3 separate regions of the Homo sapiens genome follow, and all the other regions are linked to region 1. The links are chromatin loops, found by intact Hi-C in ENCODE. Cell type or tissue: A673. All regions are shown on one strand. Each heading gives the region's core, and the rest is flanking DNA. Links, peaks and the distances in the headings are about the cores only.

Region 1 (8,388 bases), core at 1,866-6,865:
TAAAAGATAATAAATAAGATAAATTAATGAAACAGAAAACATATAATGAAGAGAAGAAAGAAAGAAGAAAGTTATTTTAATAGACAAGTAATACATATAATCCTGTGGCAGAATTTACTAAGTCACAAAGACAAAGCCAAAGCAAAATAATATTATGCATGATTTTTTAAGAAAAAAATTGAAACATAAAATGTATAGATTTGTAGAAAAATTAAAACCTATTAAAACTGACTCAATAAGAAATGGAAATTCAGATTAGTAATTTTAAACCTCCCCATATTAAAAATAGTAAGCTCAATTTTATCAATGAATTCTTTAAATTTTTAAGCAAAACAGATCATTCTAACTTCATAAAAATTCTTTTAGGTAATGGACAAAGAGGAAATTCTACACAACTTATATTCTAATACCAAAACACAGTTAAGGACTATATGTGAAAAAAAATTATGGTCTGATTTTACTCACAGATGTCAATGCCAAAATGAAAAACACAGTACTAACAAACCAAATCTAGCAGTGTATAAAAATGATAATACATTATGATCAAGTTGCATTTATCCCAGAAATATAAAGGTATTTTAACATCATAAAATCAATGAATATGTTTCCCCACATTTATAAAGGAAAAATATCATTTGCTCATCTCACTGAAAGCAGAAAATCATTTCGTGTAATTAAACATCCATTCATGATTACTACCTTTCTAACTCAGCAATATAAGTATTTATCAAAACTTTACAGCAAACACCATTCTTAATGATAAATTTTGGAAATATTCCTTTTAAAATTAAGAATAAGACAATAATTCCTTCTATTGCTCTTCCTTTTCAATATTACACTGAAGTTTCTAGTCGATGAAATATAAGTAAAATAAATGAATATGTTTTTGAAGAGAAGAAACAAAACTGTTATCTACAAATAGTATTGTTTATATGGAAAATCCAAAGAATATAGAGATAGTTTCTTAGAATAAAAATAGGTTTATTAGGAAAGTGACTAGATATGAGATCAAAAACAAAAGTCAGTTGTATTTCTAAACACCAGCAATACATAGAAAGCGAAACTTTAAACCCACCATTTTCAGTATAAACAAAAATGATAATGTACTCAGGAATAAGTGTAACAAAATATGTGCAATGCCAGTATAGAGAAAATTATAAAATTTTATTGAAATACATTAAAAAAATAAATGCAGAGAGGTGCCCATATTCAGTTAGGAAAAATCAATATTGCTAAGATGTCAATTTTCTTTAAATTAAATGAGAGTTTCAGGGAAAATCCAATCCTACTCCCAAAAGTGGTTTTTGAGGAACCTGACTAGTTTATGATAATATTTGAATAGAAGATCAAGGGGTCAAGAAGAGCCAGGGCACTCCTGATGAATAAGAATAAGGTTAAGAGAATAGCTCTACCAACTACCAGGCCTGCTATCAAGCTAAGCTAATTAAAATAGTGTGGTCTTAGTGCAAAGGTAAAAATTTGTGCAACAGTAAGTCCAGAAGTAGACCTCTTCATGTACAGAAATAAGATATATAACTGAGGTGGAGTTTTATAAATTTTACAGTGATAGTTATTTATCCATAGAGGAGAAAAGAAAATAGAATTCATTCTTATATACAAAAAAGATTTCTGGATAAATTAAATATATTAGGAAAGATAAAACTTTACAAGTAAGAAAAAAATTTAAATGAATACCTTTATTATTTCAGAGTAGAAAGGTTTCTTAAACAAAATACATAAAGGATTAACTAAATGAGAAAAGTTTGATAAGTTAAACAGCAGATCTAAGCTCTTTAGCTGGAATTCCAAAATCCATAAGGCCATGAGATGTGAAAGTTTGTTTTTATATGCAACCTCGTTTGGTGGCAAAAACAGACAACATAAGGCTATTCATAGTGTTTATTTATAGCAGATGTAAATGTTCACCCATTGTGCCCTGGGATATATTGATGAGTTTGACTACTGAATTCTCTCTAGACTCTGTTGGGAATAATCATAATATATAAGATATGCCCTATATAATCTTTCTGAAATTGATAAAAACAATCTGAATCTGAAATACATCTGGTCCTGAGGTTTTTTAATAATGGATATGGACCTGAATATTAACATTAAGAATGAGAAACACATGCATTGTTATGTATATGTTAGCTGGATTTAGCCATTCTACAATGTACACATACTTCAAAACATTGTTTTGTATATGATAAATATAGAGAATTTTTATTTGTGAATTAAAAATAAATTTAAAAAGAGAAACATATTTCAGAATAATTGGTGATAAGGAGGTAAGAGAAGATATTAGAGGACTGCACAGGTACTTTGGTATATAGGGTAGGTAATATTTAGGTAAATGGGGTAGGGGGTCATGATTTTACTTTGTTTCAACACCTTCCATGTATGTTACATGTATGAAGTGTGTTATATATTACATAATACGTAAGTGCAATAACTCAGAAACAGTGAAATATCACATGTTCTCATAGTTGGGAGCTAAATATGTGTACACGTGGACAGGTTGTGGAGTAATAGACATTGGAGACTCTCAAGGGTGGGAGGAGGGAGGATCCTGAGGGAAGAAAAATTACCTAGTGGGTACAATGTACATTATCCAGGTGATGGTTACACTAAAAGCTCAGACTTCACTACTACACAATATATCCACGTAACTACACCAGAAAATTCAAATTATCTATAAATATCACATGAAGAAATGATTAAATATATTATGAAAATATGTCTGGAAGTTTTGTGTTACTTGAATAAAATGCTTCATTCAGAGAAATGATCTGACATTTCTGTGGTCACTACCAGCTCAAAAGAAAGTAATACTCTGTCGGTAGGTGTCTGAGTTTATTAAACCTATTTTGCCACTCAGTTGATATAAAGATATTTTTAGTAGATTGTAAACAAGAAAATCATGCATTGTTAGCTAAGTTGCCTCACATATTAATTTGCTCAAACTTTGATATTTGGTTTCATGCATTCTGTTTCTATGAACATCTTTTTGTTTTTATATTTTCAATAACTAAGGAATTTTAAGAGCATTATTTTAAATATATATACTTGTCACATTAAATATCTTGAGTTTTTATGTATATATACAAAGTTTTATTCCTTTTGTTCTAGTTGTTGGATGGAACACTAACTGTATTATTGTATCAAATAAATATCTCTTGTGGACCATAAAATAAAATGCAGATTGAGAATGTTTTAATTCTTTATTCTTTTTCATTTTTTAAAACAGATGATTTTTCTTCTCACAAAATTGATGTCATGGCTCTTGTCTTAAGCTACTTTTAAAAAAAATTGACCTGGTGCAATGTTCGTCCATGTGCACTAGAAATCCTAAACAAGAATATCAACTGTCCTTATTCTTAAACGTTAAAATGGTGGATGCTTAATGGATGGGTTGTCTTCGTATTATAAACAATGTGAATTGACCAGTTGAAAACAACTCGTCACTGCGAAGGTTTTGATTTATCTCTCCTCTTTTCAGATATGGGCTAATTATTCCATAGATAACCTCATCTCTTTCAAAGCAGGAGCCTGACTATTACGCCTCTTGTGTTGTGAATTTAATGCCATGGTAAAGAACACCCACTGCAAACCACAAAACAGCATTGAGTCGGAGAGAGAGAAAAGCTGCCAAAGCAGTTAATGTGATCTGGTTTGACAACCTTGGTTCCTGAATCAGGCATTCTTCCACAGGGTTTGGGCACTTAGGCTGTGAGCGGGAGGTGTTTAAACAGACAGCATCTGCCTCAGCAGCCAGCCTTCCTGCTGGCTCTCAACAGGAAGGGCATTCATCTCCTTCACATGTCTTGTGCATTAATTTAGCAAAACAGTCGTCCTGCTGGTAAGCCAAAGTAATCAGAACACACAGGAGATGAGACTTCAAAAAGAATCTGGAGCCATTTGAACAACTCTAGGACTGTCATTGGCATGCTTTGGGGCATATGTACTCAAAATGTGTAGACACCTCTTTGGAATCGGATTTTTGCCCAGATCATCAGGGATTACACTTATCTGAGGAATCTCCAGCCCCCTGGCTGAAATGCAGAGGAGAATTGCCCATAACGTGCCCTCAGGGCATAGGAGATTCCACAAGATGGGGATATTCTCAAAGGAAAGTAGAGTAGCCCTCCTAAAGGGACATTGATAAGCCTTTACCTTGCAGCGACTACTATCATTTTTTTTCTCCTTTCCTGCAAGAGAAGAGATCACACAGCAGATGATCTTGAACTTATTTACAGACTTATTGTAGAAAATAAAGCATTATTAAGATTAAATCTAACACTCTATGCAGGTTTTCTTCAAAAGGGTCAAAATATTCTCTATAATTTGCAATAGTCTGCTTTGTAAAAAAAAAAAGTACAGTTAAATATTTTGTTTCTTTTTAAAAATTAATAAACTGTTGAAAATTAGAAGTAAATACTAGTCACCATGAAAGAAGAACTAATATTTTTTTAACCTCCTAATCATCAGCTAGTATGTTCTCTAGACTCTAGAGATTTTAAGGAACTTAATTTATATCTACATGATTTTACATTATTACTTTATGTATGCTTCTATGGAGTTTTCTTTATTTATTAAAATATCATATAATCCTTGAAATATTTAAGGGCCACATCAGTAGAGCTCCAGACTCTCCAAGTTCAAATCCCAGAGGCTTTGCTTACTAAACTATATGACCTTGATCAAATTGCTTAAAGTTTTTTTGGTATTTTTCATCTTTAAAATAGTATATTATAAATAGCTATTTGATTTCATGTGATCGTCATGGGAATTAAATGGGCTAAACCATATAAAATGCTTAGAACTATTGAACTGGTACATAACTAGGTCCTCAGTATTCATTAGCTATTATTTTTATCTCCTCCTCAGTTCAGCACTTAAAAATTCTTACTCTCCTTTCACAATACCACACTTTTTTTTTAAATGAAATATGGCTCTGTAGAAAAGTTTTGCAATAGGAAACTTAAGCCAATTTTTAAAAAACCTAGCTTTAAAATAACCAGTGAAATGAAGCCGGTAAACAAATGATACTATTAAAATTTCCTTTTTATCACTTTAATTATCAGGAAAGGCTTCCATTTTTGCTTACATGGATTTTGAAAAACAACAAGTTTCTATGTAGAATCATAAGATATTAACCGAGTAACTTGTATTTTATTCTGATCTAGTGAGGTAGGTAAAGTTTTACTCCCTACCCAAGCCCACTTTAAATAGAGTAGCTTCAATTTTATGCATTTTTAATAGTTGAGCTCCTGTGAAATTTGCATTTGAATGAAAGGTATCTCATCAACTAGAATAACTAAAAATTTTGAAAACTTCATATTTAGTCCACACATCTCATTTAATAGATGAGAAAACTGAGGAGCTGAGAAATGATATAACTTGTTGACTGGATGGGATGTGCCCTCCCTAGAAGGCATGGGAAAAAGAATCAACTGAAAACAATTTGTAGATATTTTCTGTTCTTTATCTTGAATATGTAAAAAATTCCAAGCTATAAGCACTTTTATTATTATTATTATTTTACAATATCTCACTCGATAGCTACAAAACATAAATATGGAGAGTCAATGTGTTAAGTTAAACACGTAAATTATGAAACAGAATTTCTGTTCATTTTGTTAAACAATTGAGTACTTATAGAGTATAGGATTTTTACAATTATTATTATACTTTAAGTTCTAGGGTACATGTGCACAACGTGCAGGTTTGTTACATAGGTATATGTGTGCCATGTTGGTTTGGTGCACCCATCAACTCATCATTTACATTAGGTATTTCTCCTAATGCTATCCTTCCCCCAGCCCCCTACCCCCTGACAGGCCCAAGTGTGTGATGTTCCCTGCCCTGTGTCCATGTGTTCTCGTTTTTCAACTCCCAACTATGAGTGAGAACATGCGGTATTTGGTTTTCTGTCCTTGTGATAGTTTGCTTCGAATGGTTTCCAGCTTCATCCGTGTCGCTACAAAGGACATGAACTCATCCTTTTTATGGCTGCATAGTATTCCATGGTGTATATGTGCCACATTTTCTTAATCCAGTCTATCATTGATGGACATTTGGGTTGGTTCCAAGTCTTTGCTATTGTGAATAGTGCCACAATAAATATACGTGTGCATGTGACTTTATAGTAGCATGATTTATAATCCTTTGGGTATATACCCAGTAATAGGATTGCTGGGTCTAATGGTATTTCTAGTTCTAGATCCTTGAGGAATTGCCACCCTGTCTTCCACAATGGTTGAACGAATTTACACTCCCATCAACAGTGTAAAAGCATTTCTGTTTCTCCATGTCCTCTCTAGCATTTGTTGTTGCCTGACTTTTTGATGATTGCCGTTCTAACTAGCGTGAGATGGTATCTAATTGTGTTTTTGATTTGCATTTCTCTGATGACCAGTGATGATGAGCATTTTTTCATGTGTCTGTTGGCTGCATAATGTCTTCTTTTGAGAATGTCTGTTCATATCCTTCACCCACTATTTGATGGGGTTGTTTGTTTTTTTCTTGTAAATTTGTGTAAGTTCTTTGTAGATTGAGGATATTAGCCCTTTGTCAGATGGTAGATTGCAAAGATTTTCTCCCATTCTGTAGGTTGCCTGTTCACTCTGATGATAGTTTCTTTTACTGTACAAGCACTTTTAAAATATATTTCTACAAATTGTAGAGAAGCAAGAATGCATCAATTTTTAAATATTTTTCTCTGCATGACATATTTAATACATATCATGACATGTTATGTTTTTACGTGAATGATTTTGTTTAATATCTTTGAACAATATTCTATGCAGCTTTTTTTTTTTTAAATTCTTATTTTACAGATGAGGAATGTGAGGCCCAGGATCACGCAGTTAGGGGTGAAGCTATGATTCAAACCCAGCCTGACAGGCTGCAAAATACATGCTTTTAATCAGCCCTGTATTAAAAGGAAGACCACAGAAGTGTTAAGTCACCTATGTCTTCAGTAATGAATTTATAATTTGAATCTTCTGATGGCTTAATAATCATGATAAAAATTATTTGAAGTATAATGAAAACAAAAGCATGCAGTGGGAAACAAGTAATTGAAAACTAAATATAATGTAAGATAAAAACATTTTACTCACAGGAATGACTAGTGATGGGAATTTTAGATACCCTATTGTCCTAATGGGAAAAGCCATTTTTAATCCCTCTGTCTCCTATCAAATAAACTATTGCTTACTCCACCCAACTTCCTAGTGGAGGACCAGCCAGATACCTTCTAAACCAGGTATTTGCAGAAAATGCTCCTTTTTTATTTTATTTTATTATTATTATACTTTAAGTTTTAGGGTACATGTGCACAATGTGCAGGTTAGTTACATACGTATACATGTGCCATGCTGGTGTGCTGCACCCATTAACTCATCATTTAGCATTAGGTATATCTCCTAATGCTATCCCTCCCCCCTCCCCCCACCACACAACAGTCCCCAGTGTGTGATGTTCCCCTTCCTGTGTCCATGTGTTCTCATTGTTCAGTTCCCACCTGTGAGTGACAATATGTGGTGTTTCGTTTTTTGTTCTTGCAATAGTTTACTGAGAATGATGATTTCCAATTTCATCCATGTCCCTACAAAGGACATGAACTCATCATTTTTTATGGCTGCATAGTATTCCATGGTATATATGTGCCACATTTTCTTAATCCAGTCTATCAGTGTTGGACATTTGGGTTGGTTCCAAGTCTTTGCTATTGTGAATAGTGCCGCAATAAACATACGTGTGCATGTGTCTTTATAGCAGCATGATTTATAGTCCTTTCGGTATATACCCAGTAATGGGATGGCTGAGTCAAATGGTATTTCTAGTTCTAGATCCCTGAGGAATTGCCACACTGAATTCCACAATGGTTGAACTAGTTTACAGTCCCACCAACAGTGTAAAAGTGTTCCTATTTCTCCACATCCTCTCCAGCACTTGTCGTTTCCTGACTTTTTAATGATTGCCATTCTAACTGGTGTGAGATGGTATCTCATTGTGGTTTTGATTTGCATTTCTCTGATGGCCAGTGATGGTGAGCATTTTTTCATGTGTTTTTTGGCTGCATAAATGTCTTCTTTTGAGAAGTGTCTGTTCATGTCCTTTGCCCAATTTTGATGGGGTTGTTTGTTTTTTTCTTGTAAATTTGTTTGAGTTCATTGTAGATTCTGGATATTAGCCCTTTGTCAGATGAGTAGGTTGCAAAAATTTTCTCCCATTTTGTAGGTTGCCTGTTCACTCTGATGGTAGTTTCTTTTGCTGTGAAGAAGCCCTTTAGTTTAATTAGATCCCATTTGTCAATTTTGGCTTTTGTTGCCATTGCTTTTGGTGTTTTGGACATGAAGTCCTTGCCCATGCCTATGTCCT
Region 2 (8,388 bases), core at 1,629-6,628, 600 kb after region 1:
AATACTTTTAGAAGAAAACAAAGAAAAAATGTTCATGGCCTTGGGATGGATAAAGAATTTGTAGGCAGACTATGAAAAGCACAAACCACAAAGAAAAATGACAAACTGGACTTAACCAAAATTAACTTCTGCTCCTGAAAGACACCATTAAGAAAATGAAGAGGCAAGCCACAGACTAGAAGAAAACATTCTCAATACATATATTGAACAAGAACTTGAATCCAGAAGATATAAAGAATTACTTAAACTCAATAGTAAGAAAGCAAACTGGATGCCCAGTTTACCTTGGTGTGATTCTTACACATTGTATACCTGTTACCTAAATATCCCATATACCCCATAAATATATATACGTGTTAAGTACCCACAAAAGTTAAAAATGAAAAAAAATTAAAATAAAACAAAATAAAATTGGACAAAAGATTTAAACTGACACTTTAGAAAGGAAAACATATAACTATCTAAGAAGTACATAAAATATGTTCAATATCATTATTCATCAGGAGTTTGCAAATTAATACTAAAATAAGATACTTCTACTCACTAGCAGAATGGCTGAAAGGAGACACAGGAAATATTTGGGGTAAAGGAAATGTTCTATATTATAATTTTGGTAATTGTTACACAGTATTTTTATATTGGTCAAAACTCATCAACTCTACTTTTAAAATGGATGCATTTACTGTAGATATAATTCAATAATATAAATAAAAATAAAATATAACAAAATAATTAGCATATAACATATATAATAATTTAATATAGTAAAAGAATTAATAAAAGTTAATGAAAAAGGGCATATGGAATTATATTTAGTACAGAGTCAAATATTTAAACACATTTGAGGTTATTAACATGCCTTACCTGGAGTGACAGAAGACAGAAATGGAAGTGATGAAGAAGTAGGAGAAGAGGGAAAATTGTCTATGATACAATTATATGTAAAATTATTAATATGTGTATATGAGTGGGTGAATGCCCAAGAATTGCACTGAAAGATGCAGTGAAATGTTAGTGGCAGTTATTTAGGAATAGTGAAATTACAGGTGATCTTAATTTTAATATATGTTTATGTATCATTAAACTATTTTAATGGAGAGGTGTATTATTTATTTAATGCTGAATAAAATAAAGCTGTTTTCATGTAAGAAAAATACATTTTAAATACACTTGTTTAAAAAAACATACAACAAAGCACACACAAATAAAATAACTTTGATATCAGAAATAACAAGGTAATATTGGAGGATTAGGGTGGTTAAGGTTGGGGGAGAAATATTCTTCAAATCAAAGAAACAAGGTTGTGCAACCAAAGATTAAAAATTAGCAAATAATAGCAACAAAAATTTTTAAAAAGTAAAACCCAATAGCAAATAAGCATAGGGGAACACACTGGTAATAATATAAATGTAAATTAAACCACAATAAAATACCATCTCATTCTCCTAGACTGGCAAATAAAATAAAGTTGAATAATACTAAGTGTCGATGACATTGTGGAATAATACAAACTGTCTTATAAATGAATAGAGGAAGTGTAAATTGAAGAATGACTTGGGGATATCTGATAAATTTGAAGACACTTTTTTTATCTACTGTTAGGGACTCTTTCACACATTGCACAAGAAGACATGTACACAAATGTTCATTGCAGCACTGTTTGTAATAGAAACAGATTGTAAACAACCTAAATGCTCTTCAACTGAAGGATGGATAAATAATTTCCACTACTCTCATCTATATAATAGCTGTATCAACATAGATATATCTCACAAAATTTAAATTAAATGAAAATCAACTTGAAGGAAACAATGAGTATGAGACCATTTATTATAAAACAGACAGGATAAAAACTTTCATGGCAAGCTAAATACCAAATTCTGGAGAATGATTGAAAAAGGATAAATAGAAATGTGATCAGGATGATACATGTAGGGATTTCCAGCAATGATTTCTTCTGAAAAATAACAAGGATCAAAGCAATATGACAAAATGTTATGATCGACAAACCTGAGGGAAGAATGTATGTGGTGATAGATAGATAGATAGATAGATAGATAGATAGATAGATAGATAGATAGATAGATAGATAATAGATGAATGCAGCACAAATTTTTCATAATGTAAAAAAAGGTGAAATGTTATGCAAATATATCTTCCCAACTTCTACTAATAATAATTCTTCAATAGAAATGTATCTAAAATTATCTGTTACATATTGAGTAATAAAGCCTCACCTTATTTTACTGATTTAGGATAATCTATTACTAAGCTGTCAAAGTTCTATTTGGGGTAATTTGTTTGATCAAATTTTCATGAGGACCAGAACTTTTAGACTGGATCTATACCCAAGAATTGATCAAACGGTGGAACCAGTCATGCTAACTCTCTTAAAGATCAATACAGATCACTACAATATTGATTGGTCTACAAGGCCAGATATGGATTGTGACGCTCCAGGAAAGGATTGGCTGTACCTAATTCTATAGCCAGTATAGAAGTGGCCCAGGGAAAGTGAAACAGCAAAAGGCTTCCAATGTATCAGATGAATTAAACTAATTTAGAATTCTACCCTTCAACTTTGCTTTGGTTATCAGTTCTCAACTTTACTTCCTGGAAAGGGGCTCAGAAATGACTACATTATTTCTGAAGATTTCCTGTACCCATTTTCCAAAGAGCTGTTTTCAATATTTTGACAAAACAATAGTGGGGCTAGGGCTCCCCCTATGCCAAATTAAAAGTCAGAATGTAAAATCCAGAGAAGGAAAACTGGTAAACTCAGATTGCTGCATGAGAAGAGACAAGATTGTAATATATTGAAATTTGTTGAAATTTTATAAATTATAATATTATTATCTAATATACATCTTCCTGAAATGTGAAATAATGAATGGATGCCTTTAAATACCATGTGGCATATGAAATGTTGATTTATTTTCATATGATTATGATTCATTACTAGAGTTGGAACCCATCAAAAGCATAACTGTGATATACTAATGGGAAGACTCTGCATTTGTGGGCATTTAAAATGCAGTAGGCAAATGTATTATTCAGGTGTCTTTTATTATCTCTAAGCCAGTTTCCACATTGACACATGGAATTGTGGGATGTAGTCATTGGTAGTCAGCTAAGATGAGTGAAATAATATAATCTGGGTACTCAATGTAGCCGAATTCTGAATATTCAGCAAAGCAAATGACTCTAATCGTCTGCTTACAAGTAATGCCATTGGACTCATGTGGAGTTATATATAATATCTGCTGCTAGATACAAAGTGTTGGAGGAAGCCCTCAGAATTACGAAGGCAAAATTCTATTTGAAAACTTTTTGTTTCTCCTAAGTAAGGGAAAGATGCCGATTATTTCTATAGAACTCTCAGCATCTAAGCCACGACACAGCAGCGTGGGAGAGGTGATCTGATGACGCTTGCCAGGGAAAAGATGTAGATCACATTATTCATGGATACCACCTGCTGGTAGCCATGCGGCGTTGCTACACAGAGAAGGGCACAGAGGGGAAATACACAAAGAAACAGAAAAGCCAGAGTACATGGAATAGAGAAATACAGTATTTAGAAATGAGTGAATGAAAACGAGTAGACTTGAGAGCAAGCTGATGACATCTCATTCTTCCAAGAACTTTGCTAACACATTTCTTATTTTGATTTTGAAATGTCTGTGGTAGTAGTGACATGAAGCAATTAGCTCCACTTTATAAGTTTGAAGCAAATAATAATTGCACATAAATCCAAGCTTTATAAGCAGAAGGGGTACAATTTTGCCCCAACCCGAGCGGAAATTTGGCTTTGTCTGGAGACATTTTTAGTTGTCACAACTGGGGAGGTGCTACTGACATCTAGTGGGTAGAGACCAGGGGTGCTGCTAAACATCCTACAGTGTACAGTACAGCCTTCATCATGAAGTACAGTATGGCCCAAAATGAAAATCGTGTCAAACCTGAGAAATGCTGGCCTAAAGGAAACAATTCAAAGCTAAAAATACACAATACTAAAGTTAAGCTACAACACTTATACCTTCTGGCACTTATTTATTTGATAAAGGGTTATGTAATCCTTACTATATGTTCATTGCTCTTCTAAGAGCTTTAAAAACATTAACACATGTGATTCTCGTAACAGCTCTAAGAGGTCTATATTATTAATAGGCCCATTTTTAAAATGGTGAACAAAGAGGTTAAATAGCTTAGGCAAGATGTCAAAACTAGCAAGTGGAGAAGCTGTAATTTGAACCCAGGAAAACTAGCTCCATGGCTTATTCCATAAACTATGAAACTATACAATTTGCCTTTTAGTATACCTATTCTTTTAATCCAGGGAAATATCCAAAGTAGGATTGACATTTCAATAATTTCCTTGCCCATATTGGTGTCTTCTGCCAGAAATCCAGGAAGTCAACGTATTGCCAATCACTGCTTGCCTTGGTCTCCCTGTTTCAAGTGGCTAGATTAGCGTAGTGGGGAAAAATAAACCTGTTTTGGAATTCAGATGATTTGAGTACAAACTCTACCCTTCCCCTTTAACTCTGTGGTTTTCACCAACTTTTTGAGCTTAAAGTTTCCTTCTTGTAAAAAAGTTATTAGTACTTGTAGACTTGTTACAAGGAATGAAAATAAGGCACGAGGCATGCCTAGCACATAGAAGGCATTAAAAGCCATAATAGCCAATAAAAATGGCCACCATTATTATTATATTTAATAGACTGGAATTTCTTACCAGTATCCAACTGGGTCCACATTTCCTTTTCCTTGTATTTCTCTACCTCACTGCCCACTGAAGTCTGAATAGCTAGCTCTAAAAGATCCTTCCCCTTCCAGTCTGCCCTGGTAAATGAAATTCATTCTTCCATTTATCTGTGAAATGAGTAAGTCACCAGAATAGTATATATAGAAATATATCTTTTTGTGGTTGTGGTTTGGGTCTCTTGAAAAAATATTTTCCTATTCACCTTGTTGCTATGTTGATGCCTTTATCTTATCAGTTCAGATGTAAATTCCTGTCTTCCTGTCTCCTATATTAAGCTTTTATCTAAAGCAAGGCAATTTCCTGGTCTCAGATAGAATAACATTGTAAATGATTTGATTTGTGTTTACAACATCAAATTTAGCTCATTAGATTGCCAGTAGTAGAAGACCAACTCATGTTACCTTGGAAAGAAAAGTGGATTATGTATTAATTCACACCAATGGGAAGTTTGGAAATCCAGTCAGGCTCTGGGGTTTGAAGCATGGCTAGATAGAGGACATTGCCTCTCTGGCCACCTCTCAGAAACCTCTGTCCCCTGCAGCTTTCTTTTTGACTACTTCAGAATAGACAAGATGATCAGTGGTTACCCCAGCAAATCCAAACACCTATGTCACCCTTACTCAGCTCTTCTTTTTTTATACATATCATGGCACCTACAATGGCTAGATTAATAAAGGAAAACCTACAATACAGAGACCAAGATTATGAAGAGGGTCTTTTGTAATGTAGCCCAGGATGGACTAGGAGTCATTCTTTTAACATAAGAGGACACAAGAGAATAACTTCTTAGGGGAACATAAATTTATAAATGCTGTATTACCAGCTCTTTTATTGATCAACATAGTGAATTTATAAATATTCTAGAATAAATTTAAAAATTAATAAAAATCATCTTTTGCAATAATAAAAGAACACTGGTTTTTCAGATTCTCTACTTCAAGATAATGCCATCCTGGGAGCTTCTACTCCTCCCTATTTTACTTTCAAGATCCTACTCTTGTATTCAATAACAGAATTAGAAGTGACTAATCATGACTAACAACACAGGAGAGAAGACTGACTTTTCTAGGGACTGGCAGAAAGAAAGAGTGGGATAAAGAGAGTATGTAACTAAGAATTGAAGCCCCAGGACAAAAACATGAGAAAAAGTAGAATGAGTGAGAGAAACCAGTCATTCATCCATTACCCTGTGGACTATGTGTGTGTTGGAATATAACATTTGAAGCTGAATTCAAAGACTACTTGGACATTCTAAGGATCCCTTGAGTGTGCTTAGCCAAGAGTAAGTAAGATGGTTTTGTGGTGGATTTGACTGTGCTTCCTTCTATAATTAGGGAACATAGAGCTAGGGTGACACATTCATTTGAAAAAGTTTATTGAAAACTTTCTATATGTTAGAATCTGTGTCATCATCTCTAAGAATATACAATTAGTAGAGTATATTCCCTGATAGAAGATAGTGATAAGTTCTGTAACAGTAAAATGAACAAAATTGTATGGGAATAAAGAAAGAGAAGATGAGACAGCAGAGAGAAATGTATTAGTTAAAGATCCTGGACAAGAAGAGAAAGGCAATTGGAAAGGAAAATACATGGGCCCTGTCTTTTAGGAGCTGGGAAACTGGGAAGGAATTAAAGTAAGAACTTAAGCAACTGGAAATAAGAATTTATTATAAACAGATGTTCAATATCTAAGAACAAAGCAGAGGCCTGGGTATTAGAACTATGGAACCAAAGTCAAATCAAATTGACTTGATCTTTAGTGTTCCAGGCAAAGATCTGTATTTCCTGAAATCTCTTTCCTGATAAATTAGGCAGGTCTCAGAACCAAGAGGTCGGGAATGGATTCATAGGAGATGATGGTACCAGATGCAGGAGGAATACAGTTGTAGAGTTACTAAGCAGTCTTTTATGACTGAAGAGTAAATAAATATACACTCATTTGGGTTCTTCTCCTCTGATCCTCTCTATCTAGGATATCAGCAATTTTTAAATATTGGCGCTAGTGAGCATAGGGCTGAAATGAATCAAATTCTTAAACAAATTCCTTTTTTCCTTAGAACATCACTTCTAAAGTGTTTCAATGGAATTAATACAAATGGCAGAGGATATATAGGTGCCCTTTGTTGGTTCTGATGGCCCAGCCCAAAGCAGCTCTTCTTAGCCATGAGAATTTTGTATCCCAGTTATTTATTTATTCACATTTGTCTTGTATCATTATTAAAATGTTTACCCCAAAACATTTTACTAACAGATAATATAAAATGTACAGTTTATTAAGCAGCTTTGGGGCCAAGGAAACTGGCTCAATTTGAAAAGCTCCTTTTTAGAGCAAGAGAAAATCATGATTTGATCTCCAAGGAAGTGGTGCAATGGCTAAAGTTGGATAAAATTACTCCATTATTCTCCCTCTCACCCCTCCTCCTCCACATCCTATGAGCATTCTGACTATTTTTTGGAAATTCATGTCATGTATACATGTCCAATGTAGTGGACATTGATTCCACTGCTTTAAACTGGTTCCTTCTCAACGGGCCTTTGAATCTATCCTGAAAAATTAGAAAACTTTTTCTCTTAGAGTCATTCTGCAAATTTAAAGTATAATTTCCAGTTTTTAAAAAAACAGCTTTCTTATATTTTTTGAAAGACATGCAGTTCTTTTCAGACAAATTTGAGGAAGCTTTTGAGGGAAAAATGTCAAATTTGTTCTTGCCAATTATTAATTCACAGAATTGACTTCCATCTTGTATGCCAGACTATGTAAGGAGGACTGTGATACATACTGGCTAATCAAGGCACCCTGCCTTCAAACTCTGAATACACCATAATGCTTGGCTTTTACTGTCATGTTTATAATCAAGATTCCTTAAAGCCAAAACATGAGAACCATTTTGACAGATGCTGGACTTTGTTGTAAAAAATGTTGAATGGAACATTCTCTCAAGGTGGTCCTACCTTTTGCAAAATCTGTCCTTCACTTTCTTGCCTCTTCCAAATTGGAGACTAAGATATAACAATAGATCCTAAGTAATTCCCATAAATAGAAGTTTTGAACAATTATGAAAATATATTATGCATGTAGCCATACTCTTAGCAGCTTACTGATTTCACTTACTAAATTTGTTTCTCTGAGCAAAGATTCATGGAGTTGGTATAATGGACTCCTTTAATAATGCAATCATTTTATTACAAGCCCTGGTCATGAGAAACACTAGGTCATGGGATTCATAATATGACGAACTTCTCAAGGATAGTCGAGGCATTTCTCTTCTTATATTTGCTTTAGAAATATAGACCCTTCTGTCACAGAGCAATGAAAAGCAAGGATGAAAATTTTAATTTTCATCATTGTACAGTATGCTCCAGTTCCAGATAGAGAATGTCTTCAATTAAGATATTTGCATTGCCAATTGTTTTTCAGTTCTTATTTTCTTAAAGAATTCTGTTAAGCTCAACACAAAATGGAGATGCAGGAGCAGTTGTAGCAGTAGAGGCTGAGGCCAGTTTTAACTCTGAAGTTTTACTTTAGCTATAAGTGTTCTGCCACCTACTCTCTCATTCCAGTGTCAGAAGCATACAGTGATCCTGTGGCCTGGTACCAGATACTCAAGCCTGCTATCATTA
Region 3 (8,388 bases), core at 1,629-6,628, 320 kb after region 1:
TTGACATCATAGCTTAAAGTATTGCAGCAATATCAAAACATTGTATCAAAATATCAATATCAAAATATTGCATTATAAAAAGAAGTTTAGAAAAGTAAAAACAAAATGCCTATATTATTGCATGCGTATATTTATTTTATTGCTTATCTAAAATATGGTTTTTGTCTCATATTCTCCTTTTTCTCTTTTTCTTTTCTTTCTCTTTTATTTCTTTCTTTCCTTCTTTTTCCCTTTCTTTCTCTCTCTCTTCTTTCTCTCTTTCTTTCTTTCTTCCCTTCTCTTTAAAAATGAAAAAGCATTCTTATCTTTGTGGTCATACAAAAAGAGGCTAAGGATTGGGCTTGGCCAGAGGAAAATGGTTTGCCAACCTCCTTGATTTAGAATCTAAATCAAGAGATAGTTATGATTGATTATCAATTTTCTTAATCTTTGATAAATTTTTAGATGAACAATTTATTTGTAACTACATTGAGCCTTTCCAGCCAATGTTTTCTAACCTGGTACTCCCACAGTATCTCTAGCTTAAAATAAAATACTAAAGAAAGCAGCAACTTACTAGCATTCTTTCCAGTGTCACTTCTTTCTTGAGCTGGTCAACTTCCATCTTCAATTTGTCCTTTTCTGTCAGGTCCTCAATATTGATTACTGGCATCTTTTTGCCTGCTGAAGATGTAGAAGGTTAGCAGCTATGCATGAATTGCTGGAGTTATTTCAAGTCAGTCTTAGCCAACAATTCCCTCAGCTCTTAACTTACAAAGTAAACTGTTCTTTGTTTTATTTTAAATATCCCACGATAACCAATTTCATATGAGCTCTCTCTCTTAACAATTCTAGCAATGCACACTAGCCTTGGGATTTTAAAGCTTCTTCCTAATCTTCACTAATATGATTAAGTCAAGCATTTGACTCCAAACACCTGTTCAGCAGGTTTGTTGGGAGGGGTGAGTTTTGTCAGTATATAATCTAAAATACTTAAAGCGCCTCCTTGCCCCTGGTCTTTTGTATAGTGTAAAATTTGGGGTTTCCAATCCTTACTTTCAATTCCAAAACCCTCCACCTATGTTTTATGTCATTTAACTTAATTTGAGGTCATTTGGATGACGGTCCATTAATTCCCTAAATCTCTAGAGTATTTAACCTGGTATTAAAAGGGAACCATATAAAAAGTATCACTATAATTTCATTATAAATAATGGATTGTTTAAATGTGTACCCGTAGAATGGAAATATAGTAAACAGTCTTATTAATCAGAAATAAACTAGCGTATTACTTGTGAGCGTTTTTCCAACAACACATGAAATTTGCCTGTAACTGTCACAATGAATCTGGTAACAATGATGAGAAAATTTAGCAGGCTAAAGGGGACATAGCAAGTCTGATCTACCAATAACCTCCTACTAGAACAGACTCTTTCTTCTGCCCTCTTTGCAATTCCTCTTCTCCCCAATTAGACCAGTGAGTAATGGGGAAGAAGGCTCAATAGCTGGTGATAGTCCTATGAAATTGCCTGGGAAAGATTTCAGTGTAGCCAAATGGCATTGTACCTATAGTGTCTCCTCCTTCTCCCTAGTCCAATTTTTGTAATGAAGTATTATTATAAAAGTAAGTGTATATAGATCACATACTATTTCAGAGAACAAAATAACATTTTACATCTACATGAAAATACTCTGCTAATAATCTATCAGCAATTAACTTATTTCCTTGAATTTAAATGGTGTTTTCATTTCCAAAACCATTGAAGGAAGATTCTTTCCCTTCCCAGTCTTAAAATACCTTGTTTTTCTCCGGATAAGTAGTAGTTTAAGAATTTTTTTTTTTTTTTTTTTTTTTTTGAGTAGGAATTTCGCTCTGTCTCCAGGCTGGACTGAAGTGGCGCGATCTCAGCTCACTGCAACCTCCGCCTCCTGGGTTCTAGCGATTCTTCTGCCTCAGCCTCCTGAGTAGCTGGGACCACAGGTGCATGCCACCACGCCCAGCTAATTTTTTTATTTTTAGTAGAGGTGGAGTTTCACCGTGTTGGCCAGGATGGTCTCAAGTTTAAGATAATTTTAAGGGACAAATGTCTACATAGGCCAACATAGAGGTAGAAAATAACACACTGTGGGTACTTGAGCCCAATGTGTCCTATGTTTTTATTTTTGCTATTCTGTTCTTTAAGAAACACTATGACTATACAAAGGTTATTTCTTCCTGTATAAGCCTGTTTTGCATTTGGGAACCCAAATTTTATTCTCATCTTCCTTCCCAGTCTTTTAGACTAAATATAAAACTTCATTAAGTATTTTTGATGATCATTTTTACCTTTTGACATTGTTCTTTGCACAATTTTTCTTCATTTTGGAAAACTTTTAATTCCTTTAGGTAATGGCTCTTCACACTCCAGTGTGTGCAGAAATCACTTTAGGAAACTCGTTAAAGTTATGAGTCCAACCTTAGAGATTCTAATTTAGTAGATCTTGTGTTGGGTTTAGAATTTCATTTTCTCTATTCCAGGAAGCCCTCTCATATACTTACCAACAAAATAATCGTTTACTGGTACTTGCTAGCCATGTGACACTGACCAAATTACTTGACCTGCCTGTGCCTTAGTTTACAGGGAAATAGGGGCAATAATATTACCTACCCTGTAGATTTGTTGAGAGTATTAAATGGGGGTAACATAGGTAAGGACTTTGTAATGGCGTGTAGTACATAGCAAGCACTTGCACGTGTTAGCTGGTGTTATTCACTTTGTTGTGCTTCCAGAATTTCAAACTGTACTTTCTTATATGGCCCTTGCCATATAATGTATGTGATCTTATAGGTGCTCTAAAGAAGATAGGTGATATTACTGATACACTTAAAGGAGATCATGCGTACATAATTTGACTCCTTTAATATCATGCATTCCAGATGTTACTGCCCAGCTCTCCTTTTTTTCCAGGGTAAGATACCTAGTCCGCAGCAGCTGCAGGTGTTGACTGTCAAGGGCAAACCTTTTGCTCAGGTTGGCTCTTGTCTGATGGGCAACACTTTTCCTGATGATGCCTGGGAGATTATGCTCCCATCTGACCCCTGAGGTTGACTTGGAGCAAAAGGCTGGCTAATGTGGGGTCCTATCAGCCCAGCCCCCTTGCTTCTGGGCTGAAAAACTTTGTTGTAACTGAGAAACTTCCAGAGCCTTTCCATGGGTTTAGAATGATGCTAGACTTCTGAAACCACTTTTGACTAACTTCTCCTCTTGCCCTAGCCTTACTCCTCTAGCAGTTTCTCCTGAGAGCTTGCCCTGGAAAACTTTCTTACCCAATAATTCCTGTCTTAGGCTTTGCTTCTAGCAAACCCAACCGAAGACACAGTGAATTTTTAGAGCCTTTACAAGGGAGATCATACCTTGCATGACTTTTACGTCCTCATTACTTTCTATTGTTCTGTATATTGTTTGGTATATAGAAGAGATCAGGAAGTATTGACAAAGTCACCTAACCTATGTCATATGCATTTACCTAAACATAGAAAAACATCCAATTTTTCTAACTTCATTTTATCAATAAATGATTTCTTAACTCTAAAATGCTGTGATTCACCATGCTCAATAATATTAAACATTTAAAACACTTTATTTAGGGCAAACATATTATTAGAAGATTCTAGAATTCTTACCAAATTTGATGGCACAGGTCTTATATGAGAAAAAAAGAGGACCAAAATTTTCACTTATTTCAAGGACACAAAGAAGAACAGTGAATATTGTCTGCATGGAGATTCCAAATGTTTAGTGTTATATTGAAGTCAATGGTTCAAATAATTCAAATTTAATATCATCTACTTTACTCCCTATTCCATTTTGCAGATGAGGCAAAGGCATTCCAGGGAGTTTGAATGCCCTAAATTAAACAATGAGAGGCAGTGGAGCTGAGGTTACAATACAGGTGTTTGTTTTTCATTCCAGCATGTCTGAACTGAGGTGTTTTTCATTCCAGCACGTCTCTCTCAAACTAGTGTAAAGGAGTGGATTTCTTTCTTCATACCCCAGAATTACATAGAAAGTCCGGAGTTGATGACAAATAGCACTAAAGCTGCCCCTCATATTCTAAGCTTTCAGGTTGGTCCACTTCTCCACAAAAAAGTCCTAAGAGACTAGGTCAGATTATTATCCCTATTGCCAAACATCCCCACCCCAACTTTAGTCAAAATTTAAGGGGAAGAGTGAAGATCTATAGACAAACAAGCTAAGACTGCTATTACAGCCAGCCTGGGGGAAAGCATACCCTAGTTAAGGAGATGTTTGCCCTTTCACTTCTTCCTCCATCCTGCACTACCATCAGAGTATCTAAGGTCCAATAAAAGGCAGGAGGAGGGTGGGAGTGGGGGAAGTATTTCTGAGTTGTATCCCATCCATAGATCCCTGGTTCTCAATGGGGGCAATACTGCCCCCTAGGGGCCCTCATGAAAATATGTCAGCTTGTTTATAACAGTATTCCATAATTTTTGTGGGTATGGATAAGGAATGTCAGATATCTTGCATTTTCTGGGATCCTGCAGCATAAGATGAAATGTGACACATTCAGCATGACTGTCAGATATGCCAGGCTTCCACATATGCAAAAGCCATATTTATAGTTCTTTGAACCTTGAAACTCACTTCATTTTACATAGAAACAAAATATTTTTCTTGGTTATTATATACACTTTTTACAATAATGCATATAAATAAAAGGAAGACCATTAACCAATAATTTTTGTTTCTCTTTCAGAAAATCATATCACTCTATGTAGGCATGGGCTTGATATATGTGTATCTATTCTCGGCTGCTATGTCCGTGGTAATTCTATACATAAATCTATTTCATTATGTATAGTCATGGTGAATATTTTCATATTGTATTTAGTCTATATAATTTGCTGATTTTTTGTATTTTATAAATATAATTTAGGTACTGTGATGGCTAATACTGAATGTCAACTTGATTGGATTGAAGGATGCAAAGTATTGATCCTGAGTGTGTCTGTGAGGGTGTTGCCAAAGGAGATTAACACTTGAGTCAGTGGGCTGAAAAAGGCAGACCCATCTTTAATCTGGGCGGGCACAATCTAGTCAGCTGCCAGTGCAGGCAGATTAAAAAGCAGGCAGAAGAAGGTGAAAAGGCTAGACTGGCTTAGCTTCCCAGCCTACATCTTTCTCCTGTGCTGGATGCTACCTGCCCTTGAACACCTGACTTCAAGTTCTTTAGCTTTGGGATTCAGACTGGCTTCCTTGCTCCTCAGCTTGCAGAGAGCCTATTGTGGGACTTTGTGATTGTGTCAGTTAATACTCCTTAATAAGCTCCACTTTATATATATATCATATATATGTCATATATATATGATATATATATAAATTAAACAATTAGTTTAATTATTTAGTTTAATTATTAGTTCTGTCCCTCTAGAGAACCCTGACTAATACAGGTACCATACTGATGGGTTTGGTGAGTTTTTTTTGAGACAGGGTCTCACTCTGTCACCCAGGCTGGAGTGCAGTGGTGCAATCACTGCTCACTGCAGTCTTGACCTCTCAGGCCCTAGTGATCCTCCCACCTCACCTCCTGAGTAGCTGCGACTACAGACATACGCCACCACGTCCAGCTAACTTAATTTTTTAATAGAGATGGGATCTCGCCATGTTGCCCAGGCTGATCAGGGAAGAAGAGGGCGGGAGTAGGAGAAGTATTTCTGAGTTGTATCCCATCCATAGATCCATAAACTTACTCCTGAGCTGAAGTGATCCTCCTGCCTTAGCCTCACTATATTGATGGTTTTAAACAGGCCATTACAAAATACTTCTTGTACAAATGAGACTCTGGATTAGATGAAATTCATGGTCATAGAGCCCCAGAAGTGGTAGAGGAAATGTACATTGTCTTGACTTTTCTTGGTCTTAAATATTAGAATGAGTTTTTATTAGCCAAATATGACCCACAATGATGATATCAGTTTAAATGATTGTTAAAGAGTAGCTACTCATTAGGAAATGGCAATTCAACATAGCATAGTTGCTGATGCAATTTCTGTAAAAACATAAATCACTTTTAATGCTTACATCTCAATACATTGAGCATTCTCAGAAAACACTGTTGCATTGACAAAGTGTAAAAAAGAAAGGTAGATATGCTTAGCAATGCAAGCACATCATGGAGGTCATAAATAGAGGGGTAGGAAGCTTCCTTAAATGTACCACGTTTTAGTGTTTGTTAAACACTTTGGGAAGATAGAACTCTATAGAGTAGGTTAAGTATCTCATGATGTCTTTCAGAGCTTCCATTACATTTCTTGCTAATTTATTCTAGAATTAAAATGAGCTGAGGTAAAGTTAAAAGGCCACCTGTTTTTTTTCTGTTTGTTTTTACACATTATCCGTAAGTGTATTTTGAAGTAGAAATACCTGATAAATAAAATATTTAATTTATAAAGGGCTAGATAAGGGAGAAATTATTCAAATTATTTAAAAAACTTATTTGTTTTTATAGAGGATTAATTACAGATTCTTTGAAATAGCAATGTTGCCAGCACACTTTAATTATTTGATTTATAAACATGTAGTTTGACATGAAACTATATTTATACACATGTAATTCTGACAATTTTTCAGAAACAAATCCACTGTATTATGCACAATAAGCTTGTAAGCATATAGATGTAAACTTACTCATTCTATACTATTCTTTTTTATCCTGACATTTTACTTGGCATTATAAAAAGATAACAGCTAAGAATTTTTGTTGAATACCTATTGTGCGCCAGATATGATTCTAGGTGCTTGAGGTACAGCAGAGGGAAATAAACAGATGAAAACCTTTCCCCTCAAGGAACTTACATTATAGTAAAGGAGACAGGCACTAACAAAGGTACAAAAGAAAAATATACCAAATTTTGATTGAGATAAGTGCTAAGGAGAAAAATAAAGCAGGAAAGGAATAAGAACAGTGTTAGCAATGTTTCAGTTACAGAGAGGACGACCAAAGGAGCCCTTTCTGTTGACAATGCTACTTGAGTGAAGATCTGAGGGCTATGAGAGTGGGCTTTGTAGGTATCAAAGAGAAAATCATTCTGAGGAACAGCAAGTACAAGCAACAGTAGACAAGTATGAATATAAGGAGCCCAGTGAATTCAAGGGAGAAGTAGTATATGAAACCAGTGACCGTATAGGTCTTACAGGCCACTGTGAAGACTCTTGCTTTACTCTGAGTGACTTAGGGAAGATTGGAGGATTCTGAGTAACAGAGTGACATTATCTATCATATAATTTAACAGGGTCACTCTGGCAGCTGTTGGAGGCTAGCTCATGGGGGCAAGGGTGGAAGCAGAGAAGGGGCAATTGCAGTCAAGGTGAAATATGAGGGCGGTTCAAACCAGTGTGGTGCGAGTGGAGGTAGGGACAAGTGCTGAGATGCTAAATACATTTTAAAAGCAGAGACATCAGGATGTGCTGACTGATCAGATGTAGAATGAAAAATAAAAAGAGAAAAGAAAAAAATCAAGATGACGCTATTTTTTTTTTTTTTTTTTTGCCAGAGCAACCAAAAGAAGGGATTTGCTGTTTCCTGAGATCAGAGACTATAAAAAGGGAATACCGAGTCTCAGATACTTGTTAGCCATTCATTGAGTAGGTGGTCTGGAGTTTAGGGGAGAGGCCAGAGTTGGGGGGAACCATGAGAACAGCGGAGAACACCAAAGGTAAATAGGAAAGAGAAGAGAACAAAGGACTAAACTTTGTAGCACTCGAAAGTGAGGGAGATGAGTTGAAATTTACAAAGGACAGTGAGTTTCCTGTCCTGAGGACTAAATGAGATGATATTAGCTATTTTGGAACATTCATCATGTAATAGACACTCTGATAAATACTTAACATGCAATGCCTTTATCTCCATGAATCTACTCTTTTTTCTCTCTGTCTTTCTACCAGCGCCAATAATGTGATAGAAGCTCAAATAGTATTCATTTATTCATCAAATATTTATTATGTAATTACCATAAGCTAGGCACTCATTTGATTGCTTGAGGTTAAAGCAGCAAATTCAGCTTTCTTATTTCTTGCCGTGTCCATAACTCCTCAGTATATATCATTTTTTTTCAGTTGAATTTTTATGGTCAAATAAAAGGTAGTTTTATTTATTTTTTTCCAACTGGTCAGGTTGATCATAAATTTTATCATAGTTCATTTTTTGAAAGCCAGTTGCTTTTGTATCAGTTGCTATTTTATTACATGGATACCATTCTTTCTCAACATGTTAGCTTATTTTCAAGGTGCACGTGACTTACAGACAACCAAATATATTCTATGACAACTCACTTTCTTTCCCAGAACTACTCTGTTTCTCTGTTTCCACTGTGCCATTTGAGTTTTCAAGACATTTGTAAAGAAAAAG

What was found. Hi-C counts contacts between places; a loop is a spot of excess contacts. Peaks named below come from ENCODE experiments on the same cell type or tissue, not always from the same donor. Only the 100,000 strongest peaks of a DNase experiment are listed, where the experiment ranks them.
Region 2: it touches region 1 in a loop (10-fold over the local background); 8 of 110 quality-filtered maps call a loop at or near these places.
Region 3: it touches region 1 in a loop (6-fold over the local background); 14 of 110 quality-filtered maps call a loop at or near these places.

What each region holds. Positions count from the first base shown.
Region 1 is chr7:94,219,271-94,227,658 of GRCh38, reverse strand. No RefSeq gene overlaps it. Among named protein-coding and RNA genes, the nearest start is that of COL1A2-AS1, 170 kb to the left of the region's middle. RefSeq lists an enhancer at 3,358-4,263. In A673, for the core only: a CTCF peak has its summit at 4,085; DNase peaks (open chromatin) are centred at 3,738 and 4,068; H3K4me3 peaks cover 443 bases; H3K27ac peaks cover 1,210 bases.
Region 2 is chr7:93,617,669-93,626,056 of GRCh38, reverse strand. No RefSeq gene overlaps it. Among named protein-coding and RNA genes, the nearest start is that of CALCR, 47 kb to the right of the region's middle. In A673, for the core only: CTCF peaks have their summits at 3,511 (motif pointing left) and 3,856 (motif pointing left); DNase peaks (open chromatin) are centred at 3,466 and 3,846; H3K4me3 peaks cover 451 bases.
Region 3 is chr7:93,899,011-93,907,398 of GRCh38, reverse strand. It overlaps GNGT1 (G protein subunit gamma transducin 1), which reads right to left and starts at 832. Exons shown (of 3, transcript NM_021955.5): 1 at 755-832; 2 at 557-663. The coding sequence starts at 652. In A673, for the core only: CTCF peaks have their summits at 4,224 and 4,427 (motif pointing left); a DNase peak (open chromatin) is centred at 4,398.